Linked DNA regions of Mus musculus: region 2 is linked to region 1. The links are chromatin loops, found by intact Hi-C in ENCODE. Cell type or tissue: heart. All regions are shown on one strand. Region 1 has its middle 52 kb from the start of Gm34035. Region 2 overlaps Tiam2 (T cell lymphoma invasion and metastasis 2).

The links. A loop is a pair of places that touch in the nucleus more often than their neighbours do. Peaks named below come from ENCODE experiments on the same cell type or tissue, not always from the same donor. Only the 100,000 strongest peaks of a DNase experiment are listed, where the experiment ranks them.
Region 2: a loop joins it to region 1, with 5 times the contacts of the local background. A loop is called at or near these places in 11 of 42 quality-filtered maps.

What each region holds. Positions count from the first base shown.
Region 1 is chr17:3,227,250-3,235,249 of GRCm38, forward strand. No RefSeq gene overlaps it. Among named protein-coding and RNA genes, the nearest start is that of Gm34035, 52 kb to the right of the region's middle. In heart, a CTCF peak has its summit at 3,072 (motif pointing right); a DNase peak (open chromatin) is centred at 3,202; H3K4me3 peaks cover 618 bases; H3K27ac peaks cover 443 bases.
Region 2 is chr17:3,444,788-3,452,787 of GRCm38, forward strand. Tiam2 (T cell lymphoma invasion and metastasis 2) reads left to right here. Exons shown (of 27, transcript NM_001122998.1): 10 at 3,591-3,749; 11 at 5,445-5,549; 12 at 5,992-6,070. Among named protein-coding and RNA genes, the nearest start is that of Gm52295, 40 kb to the left of the region's middle. In heart, CTCF peaks have their summits at 2,016 (motif pointing left), 4,141 (motif pointing right) and 6,424 (motif pointing right); a DNase peak (open chromatin) is centred at 6,454.

The DNA.
Region 1 (8,000 bases):
TGCCTGCCTGGTGTACTTGCCATGAACACACATCTGGAGCCCACAGTAGGACATCAGGTGCCTTCCTCTGAGGCTGTCCACCTTTTTACTTTGAGACAGGTTGCTTTACCTTTTCAGCTACAGCGTCTAGCCAGCAAGTTCTCTAGACCCCCCTGTTTCCCTATACTCTGGAGTCACAGGCAAGTATAGCCCAGGATGTTTTTTGTTTTGGGGGGGTTTGTTTGTTTGTTTGTTTGTTTTTATGTAGTTGCTTAGGATTTGAACTCCCACCGTTATCCTTGCAGAGCAAGCTGTCTTGTCCACTGAGCTACCCCCATAGCCCTCAGAATGTGTTGTGCCATTTGTCTCACTAGATGCTCGTTGTATACCATGCAAGCAGTGCCATAAGCTCTGAGTTATTAGCCAGCCCGCCAGCCTCATGCTCGTTGCAGGGACTGCACACATCTCTCTGGATGCTCCCACCACACACCACGCATGCGGTCGCTTTGTGAAATCCCACTCCCTGGTTAGCCAAAATCCCACTGACCAGATGTCCTGGGGATTGTTTCAGTCCCTGCCTCTTTTTCTCTCAGGGTTTAGCCCGAGCTTTAAACAATGTTACCATATTCCTGGATGTCTTTTGTGGTGTGGCAAAGGTATCAGAATTTATGTGGGAGTTTTTCACTCAAAGCCCAGAACTTGTTCCAAAGGTTGGAGTTGACTTTGTTGAAAGTTGCTCTGCCGGTGTTGGATGTTGGCTTGAGTTGACTATGTGGAAAGTCACTGTGTATATATGGAGGGCACAGATCTGTGAGCTCAGAGTAGGGTCAGAGGCTGGGAGGCAGATCCCCTGCAGCAAGCCTTCCGCCTTCACCTCCCCAGAGCTGAGATTAGTGAGGTGAAGCCCTCTGTAATGGTTCTGGGACTCACCTCCAGGGTATCACACACGTTAAACCAGCCAAGTCCCTGTATGGCTGGTTTTGTGTCAACTTGACACAGCTGGAGTCATCACAGAGAAAGGAGCTGCAGTTGGGGCAATGCCTCCACGAGATCCAGCTGTGGGGCATTTTCTCAATTAGTGATCAAGGCAGAGGTCCCCTTGTGGGTGGTGCCATCTCTGGGCTGGTAGTCTTGGGTTCTATAAGAGAGCAGGCTGAGCAAGCCAGGGGAAGCAAGCCAGTAAAGAACATCTCTCCATGGCCTCTGCATCAGCTCCTGCTTCCTGACATGCTTGAGTTCCAGTCCTGACTTCCTTTGGTGATGAACAGCAGTGTGGAAGTGTAAGCTGAATAAACCCTTTCCTCCCCACCTTGCTTCTTGGTCATAATGTTTGTGCAGAAATAGAAACCCTGACTAAGACAGTCCCCATTCCCCCATTAACTGCTTTAGTTGTTGAGACATCTCCCCCGCTAATGGAGCATAGTCTTCATAGCACTAATCTGTGCAGCGGTTTCTTCAGCTGTGTTGCCACCCTGGACTCCCCGCCATCCAGTGCTGTAATCAGATCCACTGGCGTGACGGGCTCTTTCTGTTTCCCCTGACATTCGTTCTGTCCTGACTCAATCCTAGACGTGTCCTGAAGACACTGGTTAACTAATTGGAATTGTTTGTATTCCTGATAATGGCAGTTTTAATTCCTGATATGACCTAGAAGCATAATTTCCTGTCTTGCCCAGTGCTTCTCAATCCTCTTAACTCTATGACCCTTTACTGCAGTCCCTCATGCTGCAGTGACAGTAAGCCATACAATCATTCCATTGCTGTTTCATAACTGTAATTTTGCTACTGTTATGAGTCACTGTGTTTTCCAGTGGTCTTAAGTGGCCCTTGGGAAAGGGTCTCAGATCAGTAAAGGGCTGGAGACTCACAGGTTGAGAACCGCTGGTCTGAGAGGAGAGGAGAGTGGTGCTTCAGAGGCAGACAGTATTGCCTGAGGGAGGTAGAACACTGAAACCTTACATTATTGATGAAAAACTTTGTGTTTTAAGGAAGAGTTTTTAAAATGTTCTGCTGCTGGCTCCTTGGATCAAGGATGGCATTTGATTTGCCCTTGGGTCTCTGGTCCTATCTTGTAAATACAGCAGCAAGTATGAGCATAGTAGCAAGTAGGAATAACAAAAAGCTGATGTATTTACCAAGTTAAGTAAGGATGCCTTCATTTCCCTAGTCCTCTCCGTAAGCTCTGTGCCGAGGCTGTGTGTCTTTTCTGATACTTTTGGAAGTGAGTCTAGTCTCTAACGGTTGAGCCTTCTCTCCAGTCCAAGTGATTTCTGTGGAGAGGTGGACTCACTAGCCTGCAGTAATTTTTATCATGTGTGATAAAAAAAAAAAAGCAAAAACAAAACAAAACAAAAAGCAGGGAGGATTAAAAGAAGCTGTTATTTCCCTGGTGTCAGGACGGACTTTTAATATACATCACTGAACGGTGTCACTCTGAATTCTATACTACTTCATTCTCTGCAGTAGAAACTTAGAAAAACAAAGTTATTAAGGAAATTATTTCAGCCTGTGAGATTTAGGAATACCTTCATTGGTTCTTGTACACTTGTACACCGGCTCGCACACCCAGCTTCTGTCTCTGGTCCACATGTGTTCCCATGGTTACATGGTGGAGCTTCAGGGCCCTTGGGGTGAGGTATGTCTTTTGACATTATTTTAATGTCCAGGTTAACTTTAATTATCCAAGTTACTATATATATAAACTTGAAAATGTCTACAGTTTATGTCTGGCAACTGTTAGGAGTTAAAGGGAAAGTCCAAAGCTTTAACCATTGGTTTGAAAACAGGAAAACAAGTGTTCACAAGAAAGTGGGCTACCTAAGACTTAGCCCTGGGGAGTTTCAACACATATTGATGTACTCTTTCGTTCCATGGTTGGTGCCTGTGGAAACCAGTTATGCTGGAGACACCTCAAAAATATTTCAATAGCTGCTTCAATAACTAAGGCAGTGTTCTTTCTGTATTGCATGCAGGATAAACTTCTAAGCTGAAGCGCTCACTGTACTATTCTTTCTGTTGTGTGCTCAAATGCATGTGGCCGACTTGGCACACGCATTTAGGGGAGAAAAATCACATCAGCACTCTGTGTCTCTACCAGTAGAGGTCACTGTGCCCCCATGGAAGGCAACCAGGGCTGCCATGGTGCCTTCTAGAGCCAGTTAGTTATCACTGCTATTTCTGAGTGCTTACCCCTCCCACTCCGCACAGTCACCCTTAAATGCAGCCCCTTGCCTGCAGATAAAGCTCTGTGGTATCATTGATCTTCCCATAAGAGACGTGGGCAAGTCAGCTGATCCCACACGCATGCGTGCTGAGTTGGAAGTGGCTGGCTGCCTCCTCGCAGTCACGTGCTTGTTATTCCTGTCTTGTTAGTCTCTGAGGTGTCTTGTCTGCTGGGAGAGTCCCTTCCTCTAAGGTTCTCTGCGTTTGCTGGTATGAATGTTTAAGAACAAACCACAGTTCTGTTGTGAATACAATTGAGATGTGTCCCTTAGCAGATAGCCACTTTATCTAAGTCTCGGGCTAGCCTGGTGGTCTTGGCAAAAGGAGCGCAGTGGAAGCCACAAGCCTGGGAGTTAGCAGGTGCTACCGCAAGCAGTGGCTCGGAGCACTCCTGCAGGACACACTGATGCTCTCAGGTCCTTCCGGCGCTACCATCTTCACCTGGGTGACGACTGAGACCCGATATGCCCTTCTTGATTCTGGTACCCTATAGATGCATCAGTTTGATAGCACTAGCCTCCTGGTGTGCCCACCAAAGTAGCACCCAGAAAGCCTGAAGCCCAGTAAGTACCCTGGGATGCACGGAACACCCAGGCTGCGGGTTCCGTCAACTTTCTAAGTAATCTCCAAGCAGAGCAGGGCATAATAATTCTTACACCCTAGGGATCAAAAGAGCTTATTATGCGTCCTCTCTAATTAACCCATAGGTTCTGTATCAAGGAACAAGACAGGTATATGACCACTAATTACTTAAGTTTTCTTTTTCCTTTTTTTTTCTTTGAAGTTGTTCCTGTGCTCATTCAGTGAGCTTCCCTCGCTGGTCCAATATTCTCTTCTGGAGTAATCACCTGCAGCTACCCTTCTTAGTGAGTTGTGTTGATGTGTTACTATTTATTTATTCTGTATTCAAGGGTGGTGAATTTTATATATATATATTTCATGGTAATATTTCAATATACTGGTGAATTTTTTTATGTTAGAAATCTGCCTTGTCGATTATAAGGAAATGGTGTTCAACTCAAGAATTCAGAGCAATAATGGTTCCATTTGTATAGAACAGAAATCTGACCACCAAAGTCTCTGTGATTAAAGGTTCCGATACACCAGTTCTGGGGGAGGGAGCCCAATGTGTGCCACAGGAGCATCTTGAAACTTTTTTTTTTTAAATATCTTAATTACATGTATCCATGTGAGGGCTCACACATACCAGGACATGCATCTGGAGTTTGAAGACAGCCTGAAGGAATCAGGTTCTTTGTGTTCGATGGATCCCAAAGATGACTCATGTTGCTAGGCTTGGTGGAAAGTTCTCTTACCTGCTAAGCCATCTTTTATAGTCTGCATTTGGTCTTGAGGAGTGGGACTTGGTTGTAAATTTTTAAAATGTATTTTTAAAGCCCATGCTCCGATTTGTTTGTAGGAATGGCCTATAGGTAGGTGAGGTAAACCAGTTGTCCCGAGGCGTGTCATACCCAAATCGCTACAGTCTGTTGCTGGATGCGTGAGCTAGGAGGGCTTCTTTAGGGATGGTACAGATTGCTTAGAGGAGACAGAAGTGCACAAACTGCAGTACCTCCTCCATTAACAAAAGAGCCTGATATTTCAAAGACAAGGCCTTAAAAGTTGTGTCCATGAGCTATTTCCTGAGAGACCGTACTGTATTAACAGTTGAGATTCAGAGAGCCAGGCTGAATCCATTGACTCAGATGGTCCAGGGATTGGGGGACAGCAAGGACTTTACTGGAATATGTTATTATCTCAGAAGTTACATGACAGGGGGTGGGGGGGATGTGAGAGGGGCAAAACGAATAATTGACTTTATGTATTCTTTGCATTTTATAAGTTGAGTACGTAACACTATTGTAGATGAAATACTAGTTTCCCTGATTATTTTAATTTTGATTATTTTAATTTTTCTGCTTGATGTTGTGTTGAGGTTTTGGTTTTTTTGTTTGTTTGTTTTGTTTTTTATCAATATGTCTATTACAGAAGCTCAGGGAGTTGCCTTGAGCAATATTTAGATACATTTCAGTAATTCTGAAATTGGTATTTGTGATTTTTTAAATATTGAGATTTATTGAAATTTTATTTCTAAAACTTCAACCTCACAGTGCTTTTTATTAGATATTAATGAAAGCATTTGAAGGAAGAAGTTATTTCTTAAATTTATGCCATCATTTTTTCCCTGGTATGTGGAAGCTCTAGCTTAAAAATGTATCTATTAATTTACTAAACTTTCAATTTGATTATAGCTTGAGATTATTTTCCCAACAGTTAGTTCATTCATCTAGGCATTCATTTCAACAGCTACATGAGGACCAGGCACATGTGGAAATAAAACAGATCTTTGCTCTCGAGCAGTTTCTGGGGCAGTTCCAAGACAATCCTGTAGCCAGACAACGGATGGGATGAAGCAGTGTGCTTCGGGGACACCCAGGACTAACCAGCCATGGCACAGGCTGACTTGGGCAAAGGGGAGGATGCAAAGGGTCTTGTGGCTTGCCAGAGGTCAGGTGTATCTGCAGTGTCACCGGAAGGACTCACAGTTAAGCCAGTGAAACCCGGGGCACAGGCATCCTCACTTCCTTACCAGTACAAGTAATGCGACACAGGAGTCATAAGCGAGGTGGCATCTGCTGCGGGTCCTAGACCCTCCCCCCAGCTTGATGAGAAGGGCTTGTGAAGGAAGCATTATTATTCCACCTTACCTTTCTGTGCTTCGTGTTCAGACGGCACACCTGCACACATCTGCTCTGCATATAAAATTCTGACTACAATATTTCTCAAGCTTTGGTCATTTTAAATATTTGTTAGAAGCCAGGCATGGTGGCACATGCGCCTTTAATCCCAGCACTCAGGAGGCAGAGGCAGGCGAATTTCTGAGTTCGAGGCCAGCCTGGTCTACAAAGTGAGTTCCAGGACAGCCAGGGCTATACAGAGAAACCCTGCCTCGAAAAACCAAAAAAAAAAAAAAAAAGTTAGATATTAACTAGGCACAACAATGGGTTTTACTATGATGTTTTTGTGCATTTACATCAAATTCACCTGTTACCCACTTTTGTCCTTGTCGCCCCTCCTCTGGTTAATATCCTTCCGGTTACCAGCTAACCTTCCAACTGCTTCATGTCTTCTGTCAGCTGTCCCCTGTCCCCTTTGTGACTTCAGTGAGTTCTGTTAGGGTTGTTTACAAGGTAAGGGAAAGGCCATCTACCTTTGGAGAGGAGCTCTCTGCCTCTGGTGGAATAGCCGGTCATTGCACAGGAGCTGTGTGCAGCTGGTTCCAGAATGTGAGAGAGCACCCAGAATACGGACATGGGACACTCTGGATCTGCCATTTTTGCATTGCTAGATTTTGAAAAGAAGGAGGATTAAAGGTCGTAGATTCCAGGAGAACCAGTCCACAGTCGCAGTGGGTGTTCATTTTCAAGCGTCTTACAAAGCAGCGGGAAGCTGGAATCGGAGAAATATCCCCAGTGAAAGCCATCCCCTTTTTAAAAAACACCAGACCTTCAGGAAAGCACACGTTACCAAACATTTGTTCGGCATCTGTGTCAGATGTGGGTAGGATACATGCCACAGAAGACCAGGCCTCTGCCATCTTGTACTCATTGTTGAAAACTGGGAGTGTGGGGACACAAAGCCATCCATACAGCAACCCAGCTGCAAGAACAAGATGCCTACTTGGAAGTTTATTGGAGAGGTGGAAGCCGCAGCTGTGTCTCCATAGAGTAGAACAAGGAGGCAGCTTTGTGTAGAGAAAAGCCACTACTGTCCTCAAAGGCCTGGCACTGGTGAGCGAGTCACCAGGAGGTGGGTGAGCCTAAACCGCTCTTCCTGAGGCAGGGTAGCCTTGATGTGATTGATGCCTGATGCGGTAAGGCTTATACCTGTGCCTAACAGGCAGGTTTCAGCCACAGGCACTCACAGTCTCCATGGAGCCCTGACTGTCCTTCAGTGTGGCAGAGCTTGTCGAGCTGAGGGCCCCCATCCTGATACCACGCTGTGTTCCTAACATCCGCTCTATGGGATTTGGATCAAAGGGGCTTGCATTTGACACCATGACAGAACTTACTAGACTGTCCCATCTGCTTTAAATCTTTTAAAATTTACAATTTCATCTTTTAAGGGTATTTGTTTTCCTTGTGTCCATGTCTGTGCATCAAGTGTGGGCAGTGCCTGCAGAGGCCCAAGGAAGGCATTGGAGCCCCGGGAATTGGCTACATGTAGTCGTGAGCAGCCATGTGGCTGCTGGAAATGGAACCCAGTGCCTCTGCAAGAGCAATCGGTGCTCTGTACCATGGAGCGGCTCCCCAGGTCTATGAATTATCTCATTCTGCTTCATCATCACAGATAGGAATTTTTCTTCATAGTCATTAGTTGTAAGTTTATATGTCTGTCAGTTTTATTTTTTGGCCTACAAGTGGACTTGTTTGTTTGCAGTTTTGAAAATATCTGTTATTTGTGTGTCTGTGTGTCTGTGTGTGTCTATGTGTGCACACGTGCGCATGCACCTTTATGTGTAACTGTGAGCGTAGACATGCCATGAGACATGTGTTGGCCTGGTTCTCTCCTTCATTCTTGTGCATGCAGGGTCTCTCAGTGTTTCTGTTGCATTGCACAGTCTAGGTGGGCTGGCCAGGAGCCATCCATGGCACCTCCCGTGCCACTGTGGTAGTGCTGGAATTGCCGGGATTGCAAGTGAGCGCACTGCAGTCCCCAGCCTGCAGACAGACACTTTATCTTACTAATTAAAATCCTGTACACTACGATCCCTTCTGAGACGTGTAGATCGCTTCCAA
Region 2 (8,000 bases), 220 kb after region 1:
GTGTGTTGAGTGTGTGTGTGTGTTGAATGTGTATATGTGTGTGTTGATGTGTGTGTGTGTGAGCGTGTGAGTGTGTTGAATGTGTATATGTGTGTGTTGAGTGTGAGTGTGTGTGTGTGAGCGTGTGAGTGTGTTGAATGTGTATATGTGTGTGTGTTGAGTGTGAGTGTGTGTGTGAGAGAGTGTGTGAGTGTGTTGAATGTGTATATGTGTGTGTGTTGCGTGTGTGTGTATTTAGTCTGGGGATTTTTCTCTTTTATGAAAAGGACACAGAAGAAGGTTTTGTCTAACTCTCAAAATTGAGGTGCGCATGGCTTCAGCTTAGATGCTGAATGAAGAAATCAAAGTAGCTTTCTCTCCAAAAGGGCAAAGCTTAAAATAACTTGGGAGATCTGTATTCATCAAGTAGACTTTTCCCCCCTGGTTCTAATTAATCCATTCCACATTCATTGACTTCATTGAATAGCCGGGTCTCTCCTTTTCTATAGTGAATAAATGTGTGTGCATGCTTGCACGGTACAGCAAAAAGCACATCTGATTTGTCATCATGGGAGGTCTCTGAAGAGGCTTTAAGTCACTGGTGGCCTTGGCTTTGATAGGCATCTTCTGTGAACAGTGGAGACGGAGGAAAGGAAGACTGGTCCGTGCAGGCGCAGGTTCACAGTCAGACTCAGTTGAGCATAGCAGGATCGTTCTATCATCCTTTCTTCCACCTCTCTGTCTACTTTCACACATCTCTTTTGTCTAAGCCTTGCCTTCCTTGAGCAATCTGCCATTTAGTCTTTCTGAAAGTTGGGCCTAGGAAGAAACTGACTCCAGAAAAGCAAATTCGAGCCAGATGCCTTGATCTTTTACCTTTGCTGAGTGTGACTCTTAGTAGCATCCGGCTCCTCAGTACCCAGGTGTATTGTGGGTGTGAGATACCTTCTTAAGGGTCAGAGGAGACTGATGAAGAAACAAAGACCTTATCGTCATGTCTCTCGCCACTTAAAGTGGGTGGACCCAAAGCTAACCCTTGTGTGAGCTGGATTCTGCTGGATTCTGTCAAGTACTGAGTTTGGTGGTGTCTCAGTTAGGGTTTTACTGCTGTGAACAGACACCATGACCAAGGCAAGTCTTATAAAAACACAACATTTACTTGGGGCTGGCTTACAGGCTCAGAGGTTCAGTCCATTATCATCAAGGTGGGAGCATGGCAGCATCCAAGCAGGCATGGTGCAGGCAGAGTTGAGTTCTGTGTCTTCATCCAAAGGCTGCTAGTGGACTTCCAGGCAACTAGGGTGAGGATCTTATGCCCACACCCACAGTGACACACCTACTCCAACCAGGCAACACCTCCAGATGGTGCCACTCCCTGGTCCAAAAATATACAAACCTTCACAGGTGGGTTCCCCTAACTAGTGATTCCAACACTAAGGCGGGGGCACAGAGTGACAGAGGAGAGCAATTGCTTTGCAATGAACAGATATGTAGAGGCAGGGGAGTGCCTTGCTTTTTATGGGAAATCCTCTTGAGATGGTTTGTCCAACTAGGGCATGGTTTGTGTAGTAGAATCAGGAAATGAATCTGGACCGTTAAGTCATGTTCACTGCGGAGGGAAGTTAATTGGCAGACTGCCATTTTCATGTGGTGTCAAAGTGGGGAGACCTGACTCATATCCAGACTTCGGGGGTCAGAGCCCTTCCATACCATAAGGATTAGTTGTGCACACTTAAAGTTCTTTAGAATTTCTGCACCCCCCATTTTTCTCACCTGGAAAGTAGAGGGTAATGGGGGTGTGTACCTGAATAGGCTCTGAGTAAATTTGTAGCCGGGTGGGAGTTTATTTTATGTGGAGAATCTCCCTCTGATGGACAGTCAGGGATAAGAACAGGCAGGAAGCCATGGTGCAGCATGGATTTGAATTTCCTGAGTCCCTGCCCAACTTGCTCTCTTGAAGGACAGTAGGAAGTTGCAGTGATGTGGTTTAAGTTCCTTTCTGTGGCCTTCCTTTTGATGTTCCTTACTCTATAGTGACCTCTGCTGGGCTTTCCATTTGTTTTTGTTTTCAATATGCATTAAGAGGGGAGCCTTAAGCAGCTTAATTAGGCCAGTGCCCGCTTTTACTTGGTGCCTGGATCGAACCACTGCCAAAGTGATCCAAGTGCCCAGGAGAAGCGAGCCAGAGAAAGCCCTTACTCATGTGACAGGCCCACTTAGGAGAGAGTATCCCAGCCTGGTGTCCTAGGCTCAGGGCATCTGCCCCTGTCTCTTCCTCTCTTCCTCAGTGAGGGGAGGTCGGTTCTGGCTGTGCACATCTTTTTGGGAAAATATTCTGATCTTGACAGGTCCACGACAGGTCCAGTGATGACTTCAGACCTGAGCACCACATTTCCAAAGACAGGGACCCTTCCCTTCTCTGCCCAGGCCTGTTCTTCGGAATGGCTTTATCACATCAAGTTTGGCTTTGCACAGTTTACTTTGTGCTTAAAGATCAAGAAATGCATGGAGTTGACAGGGAGTTGACCCATCAGAGTGCTTGCTTTGAGGAGTGAGTTGCTTGTAGCACTGTGAGAGCACTGAATCTACAAATCTACACAGCTGCCATGCTTTCGAGCCTATAAGACGTCTCTTAATTGTGGGTGACTCCTTTGCTCATAAAAGCTCGTCTTGTTAATTAAGAAATATCGGTAATGAGAACAATGCTTCCTTTTGCAAAGTGGTAAACTGAGGCTAAGCAAGTTGAAAACAAAAGTCTGTTTGTTTTGAGACAGGATCTCACTATGTAGATGGCTGGTCTGGAACTTACTTTGTAGATGAGGCTCAAAATGAGTTCTGGCTTCAAACTCTGAGATCTCCGTATCTCTGCTGGGATTAAGGGAATACACCAACACATCTACCTAAATTAAACACTTTCCCCTGGGCTGCTAGTGTCTAGTTAAGTAGCAGCTTTGGAGTTAGGGTCACCATAGTGTTCCCGGAAGGATCTAACTCAAAGAAATGTTTGAGATGCTTAGTATAGGAGCAGATTGACACAAAGTGACTGGCTTCAGTGGTGAGGTTTACAGAAGTGTTTTGAAAAATCTCCTGAAGGTGGTACTCTTGGGGATGATTTCCTGACAGAGCGGCCATGTCTGACATACCTGAAAGATGGAGAAAGGATGTCCTCTTTACTAGAAGTTACATTCAAAAAGTTTAATTAGGAGGAGAGAGAATCGTCACACTTATGGAGAATTCAGTTTAGAGCTAATCTAGGGCACAGACAGACATCCACTTACTCTGGATGAGACAGACCCTTTGGAAGCCGGAAAGGGACTAAGGATTCAATGTACATTTCCCATTTCTCCATCAGGACTCTAGCAGTGAGATTGAGCTGATCTGAGTTGACCCCATTGCAGAGTAGAAGTCGTCTCCATCCCTGGGTTTGAGCTCCATCTGTGTAGAGTCTGAAGAGCCAAGGACTGGCAGATCTGCCCCTGAATAGTGTGTAGGACCAGTGTGGGATGTGTGCAAAACTTATAGTACAAACTGCTTGTATTAAGGGAGCATTTGCCGCCCCCCTCTGGTTTCTACTTTTGCTTATCCAACCTTTATTTTCTCACTGCACACAGGCCCATGACCTGCATCTGTATGGCTCCGCAGTAGACAGCGCGCTGCGAGACAGCATGTGGGAAGTCCAGACTTATGTCCACTTCCAGGATAACGAAGGAGTTACTGTGACCATCAAGCCAGAGCACAGGGTGGAAGATGTTCTGGCTTTGGTGTGCAAGGTGATGAATTTTGCTGTAGAAATACTTCCGAGTAGAGAGGGTTTGTTAATGGTGTATTCCTCTGCATTTGGTTTTGTGGGGGGTGTTCAAGACTCAACTTTCTACGCAGGGGAACATACTAACATTTTCTAGCTAGTATGTTAATTCTCCACCCTTCAGAGGAATGAGTCCTCAGGTCATGGTCCCACACTTCCATGAAGCCACATCGACTTAGAATCTGCATCTAGAGTCATTGTGACACCTGTTGCTGTTCACATTACATAGAGATGGCGTATCTTGGTGTGCTATTCAGTCCATAATTCATTACCACTCACAGTTGCTTTATGGACTTTATTCCCAGTCTAAAGAGGAACTATAGCATAAATCTATTCAGCACCGGCATGCCTAGCACTTTCAGACCACCAGGTGGCAGACAAGAGCTGGGAAATTTAAATACACTGGACTAGAGTCTGCTGACTTTCATGGTAGAATATTTTAACTCTTTTGTGCTTGGCCTTGAGGCTTTAGTTTGTATGTCTAATTGTGGTTATAAAGTTAACTGCATCCCCCAAGCTCAGTGTGTAAGCCTTTTATTTAGAAAAGCCTTTTATTCAGGTGATAAAAACTGTGATTAGCTTTCTGGGTGTTAAAAGGTGTGAGAGGTCACTAAATTCTGTTTGGAGCACAGGCTTCAGAGAAATGCTTTTCTGCTGAAAGTGTGGGGAAGAAAGAAAAGATACAAGTGAGGGAAAGAGGAGGTACACACACACTTAAATACACACATACACACACTCACACACATATACATACATATATATCACACATAAATATACATATACACACACATACACACATATATACATATACACATACTCACATACACATACATACACACACATATATACATATCCACACACATATATACATATACACATACTCACATACACATACATACACACATATATACATATACACATACTCACATACACATACATACACACACATATATACATATACACATACTCACATACACATACTCACATACACATACATACACACACATATATACATATACACACATATATACATATACACATACTCACATACACATACTCACATACACATACATACACACACATATATACATATACACACACATATATACATATACACATACTCACATACACATACATACACACATATATACATATACCCACAAACATACACATACATACACAAACACATACACACATAAACACACACACAGGGCAGGGGTGGGGGCTAGAGGGGGTTAGAATATATCTGCATTTAAACATTTTCCCTTTGAAAATACTTTGAAGTATGAAATTCTGAAGTCTGTATAACTTAAAATCTCTCTACTTTCCTAATGACAAACAACTTAAAGTTAGCAACCAGCACATGGCAGAGAGCTGTCTGTCTGAAGGGAGACGGTTGTGTAATAAAAGGTATCACTTGCTAGCAATGAGCCTTATACTTTGTGATGATAGCATTTAGAGGAGACCTTAAACAACGAATTTTGACCCTTGCTTTTCTTGTTTGTACATTTAAATTTCAGGTTTTCTGTAGTTCTGGACTGAGAAAATTATATGCAGTTATTTTGGGGGATTTTGATAGTGATCTGTCACAAGCCTCCTGAATGCTGATGCTTTTAGGATGGGCAGTTAGACTCTGAGTAACCAATCATTTTCTTTGTAGATGAGACAGTTGGAACCCACTCACTATGGTCTTCAGCTCCGAAAGGTGGTCGATAAAAGTGTGGAGTGGTGTGTGCCCGCGCTGTATGAATACATGCAAGAGCAGGCAAGTGGACCTGGAGGTTGAGAGGGGCTGTCCGACCACACCCATGCCCAACCTCACGTAGCCTAGGCTGGCCTTGAACTCTGTGTATCTGAGAATGACCTTCAGATTCTGTTCTGACCTTCCTGCTTCCATATCCCGTGTGTGTGGAATACAAGTGTGCGCCACCACCCCTAGTCTATGTGATGTTGGGGGTCAGACCCAGGGCCACACACGCTAAGTGAACACTCCACAAGCTCAGCCCTCTCCCCAGGCCTCCGCATGGCCTCTTAATTTGGGGGACTGTAATTTGGGGGCAAACTGTTCAAGTTTGGCATTTGATTTGTAACCAACCCTCATGTAAACAGTACTGTAAGTTTCCTGAGCGAAAGTGGGCCAACTTAATTCCACAAGGTGGTGTAGTGTTAGCCCCTGATTCTCCTGCTTTCTCTTTCTCCTTTCTTAGGTTTATGATGAAATCGAAGTTTTCCCACTCAGTGTGTATGACGTGCAGCTAACCAAGACTGGGGACATGACTGACTTTGGTGAGTGTCAGGAGCCCTCTCTTGTCCCCGGGAGACTGATGATCACCTTGCCCTTGGTCCCTCTCTCTCTTTTTTCATTATTATTTATTTTATTTGAATGGCCTGGTATGTATCAATACTGGGAGAGATGGTAAGGTAATTTCAGGAAATAACATAAGAGTTGGTAAGGCATGTGACATACTGGGGACAGTGCTAACAATAAATGGACTCTACCTGGTGCTACTCTTGGGTTCACCCAGGAGGCAAGGCTTCTTTGATCCAATTGTTGATTGCGATGTAAACACATGCGAATGTGCCACTTGTGCAGTGCCCAAGGAGGCCAGAAGAGGGAGCCTGATCATCTGGGGCTGGAGTTACAAGGTGTGCCACTTGTGCAGTGCCCAAGGAGGCCAGAAGAGGGAGTCTGATCATCTGGGGCTGGAGTTACAAGATGTGCCATTTGTGCAGTGCCCAAGGAGGCCAGAAGAGGGAGTCTGATCATCTGGGGCTGGAGTTACAAGGTGTTGTGAGCTGCTCAATTTGCATGCTGGGAACAGAATGTGGGTCATCTGGTGATCTTAACCAGCTAGTGATCATCTTAACCACTAAGCCATCTCTCCAGCCTCAAGAGGCTTCTTTTTTATGTCTAAAGTCTTACCAACTGGAATGCTGTCCTTTCCCAGGCCTTTCTCCCAGGATAGGAATCTTACCCGCCCTTTAAGATCACATGGACAGTCTAACTGGAATAAGCCTGATCTTTTGGCTCTATCTCCCTCTGACCTGAGTTTAGCGATTATAGGTCAACATAGGTGTTTAACTCTTATTTCCCTTGTCTTTATTGAATCTCCGCTCGAAGGTCTTTGTAGACTTGGCTCATGTCTTGCTGAGCACTGCAGTCTTCCTTTACCACTAGAACTCAGTAATTAGAGAAGGCTGATGAATACTTCCACAGAAAGGCTGGGTTTTGTTTCTTGTTTTTGTCATGTTACAAATGTCACAACATGGATTTTTGCTTCAAAATATTTCAAGTTGATAATATGCTCAAACTATGGTATGTTAAAATTTTATTCTCTGGACCCCTTTGTTGATCACACGATCAGGTTTGTTGGTTGATTTTGAGTCTTACCTTACTGGCCTGGTATCCCAGGATATCCTCAAATCTTGTTGTGATCCTCCTGCCTCAGCCTCCCAAACGCTAAGTTTAAGTGAGAATCCCCATGTCAGCTGTAGGTTGGCTTCATGTGGAAACCCTCCTTAGCCTTTCATCTGCTCCCACGCTACCACGAATGAGTCTTCTTCCCATCTGAGCGAATGAATATAGGCAGAGGTTCTTTTGTCGTGGTTGGCCAGGTGCTGCTTAAGGTTTAGAGAAGACATGGGAAAGAGGACATTTTCCCTGTTCTCTGGGGACTGATGGCATTGGGGAACCCGGATGGATAAGTATAGTCCTCACCATGGCAGTGTTCGAGGGAACATATGGTCTGAGCAGGACAGGTACTGGGTCTTGCATCTCAGACCTATATAAAGCACTGGACCCATTCAGGAGGATTTTCTCCTGTCATTGTGTGTGTGCATCTGTGCATATTTGTGTGAGTGTGTGTGTTTCTACATTTCTGACCTGCAATCCTCTAAGTCTTGATCAGGCTCAATCTCCTGTAGGACTGCTCATAGACTAGTGCTTGCCATGCATCTGGCTTTTTACACGGACTCCGGGGATTCGAACTCTGATCCTTATGCTTCTGCAGTGCACACTGTGTCTACTGAGCCCCTGCCTTTAACCATCTCAAAACACCTCACTCTGCTTCAGTAAGAGTATCTTTCAGCCTTATCTTAAGAAATAAAGCATCATTTTAGCCGTGGTGAGACAGAAGTAAATTATCCACACCCTTAATCTGTGGCAACAAAGCGTCTTCCTGTCCATCTGTGAATCACTCTCACTTCTCACTTGGCA